2 separate regions of the Homo sapiens genome follow, and region 1 is linked to region 2. The links are chromatin contacts, found by Hi-C or POLR2A ChIA-PET in ENCODE. All regions are on one chromosome and are shown on one strand. The core of a region is the stretch at or near the end of the contact, and the rest is flanking DNA. Distances in the headings are between cores, read along the strand shown.

The links. A loop is a pair of places that touch in the nucleus more often than their neighbours do. ChIA-PET counts read pairs that join two places held with the same protein, here RNA polymerase II (POLR2A). Pooled maps may share reads with other maps.
Region 1: a loop to region 2 is called in a pooled map, with 18 times the contacts of the local background. The contact joins the promoter of MARCHF5 here to the promoter of SHLD2 in region 2. A Hi-C loop is called at or near these places in 8 of 50 pooled maps. POLR2A ChIA-PET finds 5 or more read pairs at or near these places in 2 of 52 experiments (GM12878 and WTC11).

The regions. Positions count from the first base shown.
Region 1 is chr10:92,285,603-92,292,479 of GRCh38, forward strand. MARCHF5 (membrane associated ring-CH-type finger 5) reads left to right here and starts at 5,565. Exons shown (of 6, transcript NM_017824.5): 1 at 5,565-5,927. The coding sequence starts at 5,893. CPEB3 (cytoplasmic polyadenylation element binding protein 3) reads right to left here and starts at 5,476. Exons shown (of 10, transcript NM_014912.5): 1 at 5,324-5,476. RefSeq lists enhancers at 4,770-4,979, 5,927-6,505 and a silencer at 5,540-5,789.
Region 2 is chr10:87,093,785-87,100,058 of GRCh38, forward strand. SHLD2 (shieldin complex subunit 2) reads left to right here and starts at 1,422. Exons shown (of 10, transcript NM_001330112.2): 1 at 1,422-1,464; 2 at 3,150-3,205. GLUD1 (glutamate dehydrogenase 1) reads right to left here and starts at 1,059. Exons shown (of 13, transcript NM_005271.5): 1 at 541-1,059. The coding sequence starts at 985. RefSeq lists silencers at 293-632, 833-972, 1,093-1,792, 1,713-1,970 and an enhancer at 2,013-2,072.

The DNA.
Region 1 (6,877 bases), core at 4,315-6,814, 5.2 Mb after region 2:
GGACACATTCAAACCACAGCACCAGCCCTTCATATTTTCCGCTTACATAACAGATCTATAGTTCAAGTTATAAAGGATAACTTCTTTCTTTACATCCTTTCATTCTTACCCAGACCCAAGATCCTTCTTTACCTCTTCACCTACATTAATTACTCCTCTTGCTACAAAGTAGAGCCTAAATTGGTTTTACAAAGCTCTCTTTAACACACCAGTCCACAACAGTTTCCAGTGGAACTTCTACATCACTCTAAATTTCTATGCTGTTTATTTGACACTTCCTCAAATGCTATCATGTTATCATTATACAATATTTCATTATTATACTCTGTTTTATTTGCTTTTTTCTTTTTTTTTTTTTGAGAGGGAGTCTGTCCCCAGGCTGGAGTGCAGTGGTACAATCTCGGCTCACTGCAAGCTCCGCCTCATGGATTCACGCCATTCTCCAGCCTTGGCCTCCCGAGTAGCTGGGACTACAGGCGCCCGCCACCATGCCCGGCTAATTTTTTGTATTTTTAGTAGAGACAGGGTTTCACTGTGTTAGCCAGGATGGTTTCGATCTCCTGACCTTGTGATCTGCCCACCTCGGCCTCCCAAAGTGCTGGGATTACAGGCGTGAGCTACCACACCCAGCCTGCTTTTATTTTTCTAAATATAAACATATTTAGGTATGTAGATTGTATGCCTCTGAAGGGTAGCTATAGGCCAGGCACAGTGGCTCATGCCTGCAATCTCAGCACTTTGGGAGGCCAAGGCAAGTGGATCACTTGAGGTCAGGAGTTCAAGACCAGCCTGGGCAACATGGAGAAACCTCATCTCTACTAAAAATACAAAAATTAGCTGGGCGTGGTGATGCATGCCTGTGATCCCACCTACTCAGGTGGCTGAGGCATGAGAATCTCTTGAACCTGGGAGTGGGAGGTTGCAGTGAGCTGAGATGGCACCACTGCACTCCAGCCTGGGCAGCAGAGCAAGACTCTATCTAAAAAAAAAAAAAAAAAACATAGGTATAGTTATAATTTGCTACTAGCATACCTATGCATATATTTTCTGGAAACACCTGCTGAAGGAATTAATGAAAAAAAAACTTTCTGTAGCTTGGAATGAGGACTCAGCCTGCAGTTTATCACCAAATTTGGCAATTGACAGTTCTCCTTAGAAGGCACCTAAAAATATTATACCATTTCTGTAACGAATACTCCAGGCCCCTTTATGGTAGACAGTTCAAAACAAGTATGATGGAAGAACATTAGAGTGGTATATTATTTTAAATTTTCTGACATATTTAGAGCAGCTCATACTCAGTTATCTCTAAATCCATTACAGAATTATTAAAATAGTGGTGTGCGCCTATAATCCCAACTCTTTAGAACTCTACATCATCAAGCTTTGTTCTTGTCCTCTGAACTTGGGAGAATCTTTAAATATTTTCTGTAGGTTAATTTCTATTTCAAAATATATCTCTGAGGAAAAAGTTGTTTTTGTCTATAGTCATGCTGGTTACTCTCTTGGCTGAATATCATTTATCATAGACTTTTTTTTTTTTTTGAGACGGAGTCTCACTCTGTTGCCAGGCTGGAGTGCAGTGGTGCGATCTCAGCTCATTGCAACCTCCGCCTCCCAGGTTCAAGCGATTCTCCTATCTCAGCCTCCTGAGTAGCTGGGACTACAGGTATGCGCCACTATCATAGATTTTCAACCCTACATATAAATGCAGGAGTGCATTTCAATGTGGTTTTGGTCAGATTAAGGTCTTAATAATCTAGACTTTTTTCCTTCAAAATCAGAGAATATATTGTAATTCCAATTATTCTGAGTCTTATTGGAAAATGTAAGACCACAAAAAACAAAGCTGACAAACAATATTGAAATTCACACAATATGTGTCACCCATTTCAAATGTTAGGATTAATTTATTTTCTGAGTTTTATCAATCACTATTTTTGCCCATACTAATAAGAAACAAAGTTGATAATAAAGAATTATCAGTTATCTGTTTATATGCTTCTTTTCAGATACCCTTATGAACATTTTCTGTGGAGCTAATTACTCTTTTAAAAGCTTTATTGAGATGTAATTTATGTAACATTAAAATTCACCCCTTTTAAGTGTACAATGGGTTTTTGAGTATATTTACAGTTTTGCCACTATTACCATAATCTAATTTTATCTTATTTGTGATATAATTCACAAAATTATATAACCAGAACCATTATCTAATTCTAGAATACTTTCATCCCTCTAATAAGGAACCTCATACTCATTAGCAGTCACTCCCCATTTCTCCCCAACTCCTTCAGCCCTATGCAATCACTAGTCTACTTTCCGTCTCTATGGAGTTGCCTATTCTTGACTTTTCATGCAAACAGAATCATACAATATGTGGTCTTTGTGACTGGCTCCTCTCACTTGGTATAATGTTTTCAAGGTTCTTTCATGTTATAGCATGTATCATAACTTTATTCCTTGTTTTCTCCTAATAATATTCTATTGTATGATACACCACATGTGGTTTATCCATTCATCAACTGGTGGATATTTGGGTTTCCACTTTTTGGCTATCAAGAATAATGCTGTAGGCCAGGTGCTGTGGCTCATGCCTGTAATCCTAGCATTTTGGGAGGCCGAGGTGGGAGGATCATTTGTGCTCATGAGTTCGAAACCAGCCTGGGCAACATGGCAAAACACCATCTCTACAAAAAAAATTTTTTTAAGCCAGACATGGTGGTGCGCCCCTGTAGTCCTAGCTACTTGGGGGGCTGAGGCAGGGGGAGTGCTTGAGCCCCTGAGGCTGAGGATGCAGTGAGCTGGCGCCACTGCACTCCAGCCTGGATGACAAAGCGAGACTCTGTCTCAAAAAAAAAAAAAAAAAACCCAGAATAATGCTGCTATGAACATTCACAAACAAGATTTTGTGTAGACATGTTTTCATTTCTCTTGAAAATACCTAGAAGTGGAATTACTGGGTCACATGCTAATCACTCTTTAGACCAGTAACAGGATTTTTTTCTACTTTAAAAGGTTTTTGACACAGCCAGAAAGCTGATTTTTCATAAAAATGCAAACATAAAATCCATTTGTTGGTATAATAAGGTCAAGGTGCACAAGTCTTTGCTATCAACAAAAGGTATCATATTTTCCAATTTCAGTTGAAACAGACATTCTAACATTGGTTAAGATCTTAGAATCTTGGAGTTTGTACTAGTGTACTTAATCCATATGCTGGGATAAAATTCTGTTTTTAAGCAGGAAGTATATATCCAACTCCCATGGCTGACAACTGCTTAAGAAATAAGTACACAATAAGGTTAGACTGACACAGCACAAGGAGCAAAAAATAATAATTTAAAATGTTAAGACACCGGGCTGTGCACGGTGGCTCACATCTATGATCCCAGCCCTATGGGAGGCCGAGGCAGGCAGATCACCTGAGATCAGTTCAAGATCAGCCTGGTCAACATGGTGAGACCCTGCCTCTGCCAAAAATACAAAAGTTAGCCAGGCATGGTGGTGCGAGCCTGTAATCCCAGCTACTCCGGAGGCTGAGGCACGATAATCACCTGAACCCGGAGGAGGAGACTGCAGTGAGCCAAGATAGTGCCACTGCACTCCATCCTGAGCAACACAGCGAGACTCCGTCTCAAAAAAATAAAATAGACCAGGCGCGGTGGCTCGCCCCTGTAATCCCAGCACTTTGGGAGGCCGAGACGGGCTGATCGCCTGAGGTCAGAAGTTCGAGACCAGCCTGGTCAACATATAGTGAAACCCCATCTCTACTAAAAAACACAAAAATTAGCTGGGTGTGGTGGCACACACCTGTAGTCCCAGCTACTTGGGAAGCTGAGGCTAGAAGGATCACTTGAAGTCAGGAAGTGGAGCTTGCAGTGAGTCAAGACAGCGCCACTGCACTCCAGCCTGGGCAACAGAGCAAGACTCCATCTCTCAAAATCAATGAATTAATTAAATAAATGAATTAATTAAATAAAATATTAGACACTGGTCACATGCGGTGACTCACATCTGTAATCCCAACACTTTGGGAGACCAATGCGGGTGGCTCGCTTGAGCCCAGGAGTTGCAAGACCAGCCTGGGCAACATGGCGAGACCGCGTCTCTACCAAAAAAAAAAAAAAATATATATATATATATATATATATATGTATTATATATTATAAATGTATATATGTATTATATATTATAAATGTATTATATATTATATAATACATATATATTATATATAATACAAATATATATAAAATATTAGACACCCCGATTAAACTAAATACTCATTTTCTTTCCCTAGGAGGAGTGTGTGTGTATGTGTGTGGTGGGGGGGGGTGGGTGCTGTTTCTCAAAAACATATTTCAAAAATTGGAGGCCAAGTAAGCTTCTGGTCACATTTTTTGGGTTTGTTGTTTTTTCCCAGCAATGAACACTCTAGTTCAAATATACTTCGCAAATTTTGAACAGATAATGAAAAGTTGATTGTAAAATTCTACATATAAAAAGAGCTTTAAAAACACATTTTCATTTTTTAAAAAATCAAACACCTTGTAGCAGATATTAGACATAATCAAGGGAAAACTACCAGCGTCCTACCAATCACAGCCCTAGAGAAAACGCCACAGGTCGTCCAAAAAACGCATTCGTTTGAGCCGACAGCTCTTTCCTCCCGCCAAAGCTATCCCTCGAACGTCAGAAGCTGACCCAAGGAGTGACTGATGATTTCTCCTTTTTGATTCCCCACCCCCGCCACTCCCAATCCACCTGCTTGAAGGTGTCAACGCGACTAGAAACGGTTAACAGTGACCAGCAGCAGAGAGAGAAACAAACATCCCTGACAACCCACAGCTGAGTAAGCAAGAGCTGTTTATTCACCAACGTGTTCCATTTGGAGACTGTCGGCGAGCCCTGGAAAGCCCAGGCACATTTGAGAAGGTTCCTGGAGAGGGAGAGAATCATCTTTCCTTCCCCCAACTCCCCAGCCCCAAACACACAGAGAGACTCGGGTGGAAGCTGTCTGGTCCAGGCAGTCCCTATTTGCCCGCCCCCTCAAGAAGAACCTCACGCACCAAACCAACCGACCCCTCGCGGAGGTGGTGTAATTCCCCCAAAATGGGCTCTGCCGCAGGAGAGGCTGGCTCCAGCGCCGGGGGCTTCGGAAGGAGTTTCTGCCACCCCCACTGCCGCCACTGACCGCCCCGACGCCACGGCCGGGGCCGGGGACCCTGATAAGAAATGGCCCTTCAGCCCCCTCCCCTCACCTGGCTCGGTCCCACCTGAGGGCAAGAGCGGAGGCAAAAACAAACAGGCAGGGAGGGCTGACCTTGTTGCTACCGACAGTGGAGCGGCGCATCCTGCTGCTTCCTGGAAAGCGGCCCGAAAGACATTTTTTCCCCCTGGAGGAAGGAAACGGGAGGGCGCCGGCCAGACGGCGGCAGGCGCGGAGGCGTTGGTCCGGGCGGGCTGTGCAGCCTCTAGTGGAGACGGTCCGAAGACTACATCTCCCAGGCTGCTCTGGGCCGCCCTGCGTCGTAACCCTGGCGCGCACGGAGGCGGCGACTCTTACCTCACAAAGGTAGCTCCTCCGCCGGCAGCAACTCGGCGCCCGCGGTCCATGGACCGGAACCTCGGGCCGACGGACGGGAACCCGGGCCGCGATCGCCGCCTCCCCGCCTCAGGCTCCTCCTCCTCGCTCTCCGCCGCCTCCGCCGGACTCCCGCAGGCCCTGCACCGCCGCCGCCAGGCTAGCGGAGCTGCCCCGGGAAGCTGGGTGACGGGTTCGCGGCTGCCGCCGGACTGCGGCCTACTCCGCCGCCTCTCAGTGCTATTGTCCCTGGGCCTGGCCTTGAGCGGGTCCACTGGGGAAGGCCGTGTGCGCCGGCTCCGCGGAAGATGCCGGACCAAGCCCTACAGCAGATGCTGGACAGGTACGGGCAGCTGTGGGGGGGACCGGGAGCCGCCGACCCTCGCTCTGGCCCTGCCCGCGCCCGCCCTCGAGGCTCTTGGTGAGCAGAACCCGGCGTGCCGGGAGGAGTTCCACGGCCAGGGGGCCGTGAGAGGGGCAAAAAGTTTGGAGTCTAGACCTGGGGGAGGACAGAGCGAGCGGCCTGGGTCGTAGACTTTGGGTGAAACTTAGCTAAGGAGTGGCGTCTGGTTTCCTTGGAACCCCGTTTTGACCTGAGAGGGACTCCTGTTAATCCACAAAATTAGTTTTCCTTACCCTCTTCCCCTCCCCCTTCCCCCTCCCCAACTTGTGAAGTGTTTGTCAGCGATGTCACTGGCAAGAACCGGGTTATCTTTCAGGGGAATGACCCCCTTATAATTTTAAGTCTCTGTCTGAGAACCAATGATAAGCATTCTTTTGGAAAGCCTGATAGGCTGATTTCATTCTCCCACTTTCCCTGAACCCGCACCCCCCGTCCCCCCCGCCCCATCCCGTCCCCACCTCCGAACTGTAAGGTCAGAGTATCCGCAAGGGAGATTTAACGGTCAGACCAGAGTAGAGGTTATGGAAAACAGCCAAATGAGTCCAACGCTGAACATTTAGTGTACTTGACGATCGTTGAGTTCATTGAAGACGTTTCAGCTCGTACAGGAGTCCAGTTGCCCATTCTTGGGGGGCCCCAGTCGGTAAAACTCTTTGTGAAGTCGGGTGCACCGCCCTCTGCTGTTGAAATTCTGGTCCGTGGGTCCTACCATGAGTTTTTGGAGACTCTAGATCCACATTTCCCCCGAGCCAAGTCTTACTTCCTGGCATAGCAAGTTGTACAAGCTAATTCATGATGTTTGTGGTTGCTTACAATTCTCAATAGACACCACTTGCCACCCATTTCAGCAGGTGGTACCAACTCTTTGTACTCAGTAAAATTCCAACTGT
Region 2 (6,274 bases), core at 172-2,671:
GTAAATTCCTTTGGTTAATAAAACTGTCTAGATTTCAAACTTAGAAGCCAAGTCATTTTCTATGTTCGGATATCATCTGTCACTATTGGAACAGGAGTGAACAAATACCAGAAAATAATTTGACAGCTTGCATTTAGGGGAGACTCACAAAAGCCCAAGAACACTGACGAGGCATTATCACACGGGCAGGTCATTCCCTTTCCTAGAAGTGCATTTCGGCAGGACCCGCCGTGTGTGACACAGACACCGGGACCAAAAGGAGACCGGTGCAGCGTCTACTCTGCATGCAAGATCAGCATATACAGAGGCCCGGGGTGACGGCGCGGGGGAGGGGGCAGGCCAATCGCATGATGATTTTAAGGCGGAAAAATCACCATCCACAGAGCCGGCCACATCCGAGGCGGGGTGACCCGGGCGGGGACCCGGCCCGCTCCAGCTGGGCTGGGCTGGGCTGAGCAGCGGCCCCGCACCGGCAGGAGGCCGGAGGGGAGGGCCGCAGGGGAGGCAGGGAGGGCGGGACGGGGCCCGGCCGACGCTCACCTCCCTTGCAGGGCGTGCGGTGCTGGCTGTGCTGGGCCCGGTAGCCTTCGATGACCTCCCAGGAGCCGTCGTCGCGCCGGATGGGGAAGGAGAGACTCAGCACATGGTTGCAGGGCTTGATGATCCGCAGGATGCCGCGCACCCGGTTCCGCTTCTGCTCCTCGCTCTCCCGGGTCCTCAGGTCCTCCACCAGCTTGTCCTCCACGATGCTGGCGCCGCGATCGAAGAAGCCCTCCACCATCTTGAAGAAGTTGGGGTCGTCCTCGCGGTCGGCCACCGCCTCGCTGTAGTGGCGCCGGGCGGCCAATGCCAGCCCCGGCTGCGGGGCGGCGGCGGGCTGTCCCCGGGCCCAGCCCAGCAACGCGGCCGAGTCGGCGGACGCCGAGCCCAGGGCAGCGGGCCCGGCCCGGGACAGCAACAGCGCTTCGCCCAGGTAGCGGTACATGGCCACAAGCGGAGGGGAGGTGCGTGATGGTCGCGAAACAGGCGCGCTTTCTCAGACTCCCCGCGACTAGGGAGGAAGGGTCCCGCGCGGGTTGCCCTTTTAAGCCGCAGCTTCCTGCTTGCCCGGCTGTCCCCTCCCCTCGGGCGCTCGCCACCTAACGGGGAGGACGGACTTCGGGGACAGGGCGCCGCCCAGGGCGCCGGGCCTCCGCCTCCGCCGCGGCCTCCCCGGGCCTCGCTGGCGGCAGCGCGCGCCGGCGGGGCGTCGGGGGCGCGCAGGCGCGGGCGGGCTCGGCGCGCACGCTCGCGCGCCAGTGGGGAAGGGAGGGGAGGGGAGAGGAAGGGCGGGGAGGAGAGTGGAGGGGAACGGACGGGAGGGGCAGGGAGGGGAAGGTCGGGGCGGGTCGGGGCGGGTCGGGGCGGGCCCACGGGCGGCCGGATTTGCCCGGAGGCCGCACCCGCCTCCGGCGGGGCTCTCAGGTATGTGCGCCGCGGGGGTCCCTCAGGGGGGTTGGGGGTAGCCCAGGGAGGTCGGGGTCGGGGGCTGGCCTCTGTAGGGCGCTCAGAGGCCGAGTCCCCCCGAGCGCCGCGTGGGTGAGGCTTGGCGGTCTGGTCGGGGACCGGGTCATGTGAGTCACGGGCGCCCCTCCTTTCCGCCCGCGCGCCCTCGGAACGGGCGGCCCACCCTGGCCTGTCCTCTGGCGGCCTCAGGCCGGGGCCGGGCGTGCAGGGGCTGACACGTGGGCAGGAAAGCGAGGCAGAGCCGCCGCCGCGTAAGGCCGGGCTGAGGGCTCGGCGTCACCAGCCAGGGCTGCAGAGAGCGGCGTGGCACCCGGAGTTGGATTATGCGTGGCTGGCGTGAGCTGGAAGGGAGTCACTCGCCCACAAGCTCTCACCACGCGAGCTTTTATTGTCCCGTTCAACTGCTCCGCAGTGTGGAGATCGCATAGTTACGCACGTCGTGGTTGTGTCGCCCCACAGTACTGACTGCTTCACCTTTGCAGACAGAGGCTCCGGCCCGGCGCGGTGGCTCACGCCTTTAGTCCTAGCACTTTGGGAGGTCGAGGCTGGAGGATGGCTTGAGCCCAGGAGTTCGAGGCTGCAGTGAGCTACGATAGCTCCACTGCACCCCAGCCTGGGCAACAGAGGGAGACCCTATCTCCCTCTGAAATAGTCTAAAATAAGGAAACTAGAAATGCGATAATGCCCCCAGGAAATTCTTTCTCAGGAATATATGTATTTGTTAAATGGTTCAGTATATGATTTATTTTTTATTTTATTTATTTATTTGAGATGGAATCTTGCTCTGTCGCCCAGGCGGGAGTGTAGTGGCACCATCTCGGCTCACTGCAGCTTCCACCTCCCTGGGTTCGTTCTAGCGATTCTCCTGCCTCAGCCTCGGGGTAGCTGGGATTACAGGCCCGCGCCACCACGCCCGGCTAATTTTTGCATTTTTAGTAGAGACGGGGTTTCGCTGTGCTGGCCAGGCTGGTCTCCAACGCCTGACCTCAAGTGATCCGCCCGCCTAGGCCTCCCAGAATGCTGGGATTACAGACGTGAGCCACCGCGCCTGGCCTCAGTATATGATTTATAAGCTTTATGCTGTATGAGGGTTCAGTTATGTATTTATACATACTTGATAGGAAATGCTAAAGTTCACATTCCTATGGATAGCTTTTGGTGCTTTTCAAACTAACGAGGCTGGCACGGTGGCTCACGCCTGTAATCCCAGCACTTTGGGGGCCAAAGCAGGCTGATCGCTTGAGGCCAGGAGTTCAAGACCAGCCTGGGCTCGTCTCTATAAAAAGAAAATAAAAAATAAAGCTCTAATGACAGTCATTAAAACTAGCTGCCAAACACCACATTACTAGCGTTAGCGGTCTCAGTGTACTTGGGTGGTTTTAAAATGACACCCATTGGACCTGCAAAACGATGGTGCTTCCCGATATGTTCATGTTATTCATCTTTTAGAATATGGAAGAGAAAGTTCTTAGTTCTCGAAATATTGTGTAAAATATAAGGTGACAACCTGGATCTGTTAAATGACATTCATCTAAGTGTACTCTCAAAGTCAAAATTATCTTTTCATACAGGTGGAACTTATATTTTACCTTACTTGCTAAATAAGTCATTGTCATTAATTGTATTTGCACTGTGTTTTTCAGTGAAAAATGTACTCTGACCTGAATCCTGAATTTTCCTTGATGGTCAAAAGATTAAGGTATCAAATTTCCTTTTTTCTGGATGTATTATCGTTTTACTCTCTTACATTGCAATCCCCCACTCCTGCAAAAAACCCACGGAGTTTCAGAATAAAATGATTAGCATCAGTAAACATGGAAATATTTTTCTTTTTGGATTAAATTATTTGTTTATGTTCTGAGGAAAAATCTTTAAAAGCTTAGTTTTATTGTTTTTGTTGTTCTTTATAACCTTAGCCTTCAGAAAAATAAATGTTTAACTTTGCTTCTTCTGTGACTTGTTCACCTGAATTCAAGAAGGTGGAATTGGGCCTAAGGAGGTGGCTCACGCCTGTAATCCCAGCACTTTAGGAGGCTAAAGTGGGCGGATCACTTGAGGTCAGGAGTTCGAGACCAGCCTGGGCAACACAGTGAAACCTTGTCTCTACTAAAAATACAAAAATAAGCCAAGCGTGGTGGGGGGCCTACAAAAATTAGCCAGGCGTGGTGGCGGGGAGGGGGTTGGGCAGTGCTTGTAGTTCCAGCTACTTGGGAGAACCACTTGAACCAGGGAGAGAGGTTGCAGTGAGCCGAGATCGTGCCATTGCACTCCAGCCTGGGCAACAGAGCGAGTCTTCATCTCAAAAAAGGAAAGGCAGAATTGAAGAAGCTTTGGAAGAGGTGAGGAATAGAGCTGTGGAAATTACTATTTTTTTTTTAATTGAGAATCTCCTGTGTGTAGGTGCCTTACAAACTGGCTTCATGAGTACCCTATAAAACAGATGTTTTTATTTTTAAAATCATCATGGTTTTGTTTTGTTTTGTTTTTTTGAGACAGTCTTGCTCTGTTGCCCATGCTGGAGTGCAGTGGTGCAATCTCAGCTCACTGCAGCCTCTGCCTCCCAGGTTCCAGTGATTCTCCTGCCTCAGCCTCCCGAGCAGCTGGGATTACAGGCGCCCGCCACCATGCCAGGCTAATTTTTTTGTATTTTTAATAGAGACGAAGTTCCACAGTGTTGGCCAGGCTGTTCTCAAACTCCTGGCCTCAAATGATCTGCCCGCCTTGGCCACCGAAAGTGCTGGGATTACAGGTGTTGAGCCACTGCACCTGGTCATTATGTTTTAAAATTACATACAAGTTGTTAAAAAAATATGAACAGCAGAAATAGATTTTAGAAAAACAGAATGAAATTATCCATCTCTTCCCCCATTTAGTGAATATTTGGAGTATTTCTTTTCACACTGTAGGTATTATAATTCCTGATTTATTAGAAGCAGGGAGTGGCTGGGCGTGGTGGCTCATACCTGTAATCCCAGCACTTTGGGAGGCTGAGGCGGGCGGATCACCTGAGGTTGGGAGTTCGAGACCAGCCTGACCAACATGGAGAAACCCCATCTGTACTAAAAATACAAAATTAGCCTGGTGTGATGGTGAATCCCTGTAATCCCAGCTACTCAGGAGGCTGAGGCAGGAGAATTGCTTGAACCTGGGAGGCGGAGGTTTCAGTGAGCTGAGATTGCGCCATTGCACTCCAGCCTGGGTAACAAGAATGAAACTCCATCTCAAAAAAAAAAAAAAAAACAGGGAGTGAGGCCCACAGAAACCAAACAAATTGTTGATGATCACCAAGCTTGTAAATAGGGTAAGATTCAAACCTGTGTATCTGACTCCAAAGTTATACTATTTATACTATTCCAAGGAGTATTTTAAGTATTTGTTCCATTTAGTTAGAAATTATTTACTGTGATATAAAGTCTAATGAATTTCAACTTTAGATTTATGATTGCTTTTGTAAAATATACAGATAATTTGCAAAGTAAGGTTTTTTTTTATTTTTATTTTTCGAGACAGGGTCTCACTGTGTCACCCAGGCTGGAGTGCGGTGGCACGATCACAGTTTACCACAGCCTGGACTTCCTGGGCTCAGGCAATCCTCCCACCTCAGCCTCCTGAGTAGCTAGGACTATAGGCACCTGCCGCCACTCCCGGCTAACTTTTGTCTTTTTGGTAGAGGTGGGGTTTCACTATGTTGCCCAGGCTGGTCTCGAACTCCTGGGCTCAAGCGATATGCCCGCCTCTGCCTCCCACAGTGCTGGGATTCCAAGTGTGAGCCACCATGCCTCACACAATAAAGTTTAATTATTTGTAGTAATTTCCCATTCAAACGAAGACCAAAATTCAGCTTGAAGGGAACATTCAATAGCATTCCACAAAGTCAAATGAGTTTTCTGCCTTAGAGTTTTCCTTAGCTGGTTTAAAATTCCAGGTCTGTTTTTCTTGATCCATAGCATGCTTTTTTCTCTCTTAAAAATATTTTAGAAGAAGATTGTTAGGATTTAGAAAAACATAGCATATAAATTCTTGAACCATTCATTTTTAAAAATAATTTAATTTGAAAGGTAAAAATATACTTTCTACTTTCTGTCTCACTAAATCAGTCTATTCTGGACTTTTCCTATAAAAGATGTATGTGGCCCTTTGTGACCGTCTTCTTTCACTTGGCAGAGTATTTTAAAGGTTTATGCGTGTAGCATGTATCAGGTACTTCATTTCTTGTTATGGCTACATAGTTTTTGTTGTATGACTGTACCACATTTTAAAAATCTATTCATCATTGATGGACACTTGGATTATTTCCACTTTTTGACTATTCTGAATGATGCTGCGGTGAACTTTTGTGTGTGCATATGTTTTCAGTTCTCTTGGGTGCGTTTATACCTAGGAATGGTACTTCCATATTTAAATTTTTGAGGTACTGCCAAACTTTTCCACAGTGGCTACACCATTTTAATTCTTACCAGCAGTGAATGAAGGTTCCAATTTCTCTACTTCTTCACCAACACTTGTTATGTGTGTTTTTTATTATAATCATCCTAGTGGGTATGAAGTATTTATTTGCAGTTCCTTGATGACTAATAAAATTTAGCATCTTTCATGTGCTTATGGACCATTTTTATGTCTTATTTGGAGAAATGTCTATTCAGATCCTTTGCCCATTTTTAAGTCAGGTTGTCTTTTATTATTGATTTGTAAGAGTTTTTTTTTAATATGTTCTAGATGTAAGTTCCTTACCAGATTTGAAAATGTTTTCATCCATTCTTTAGGTTAT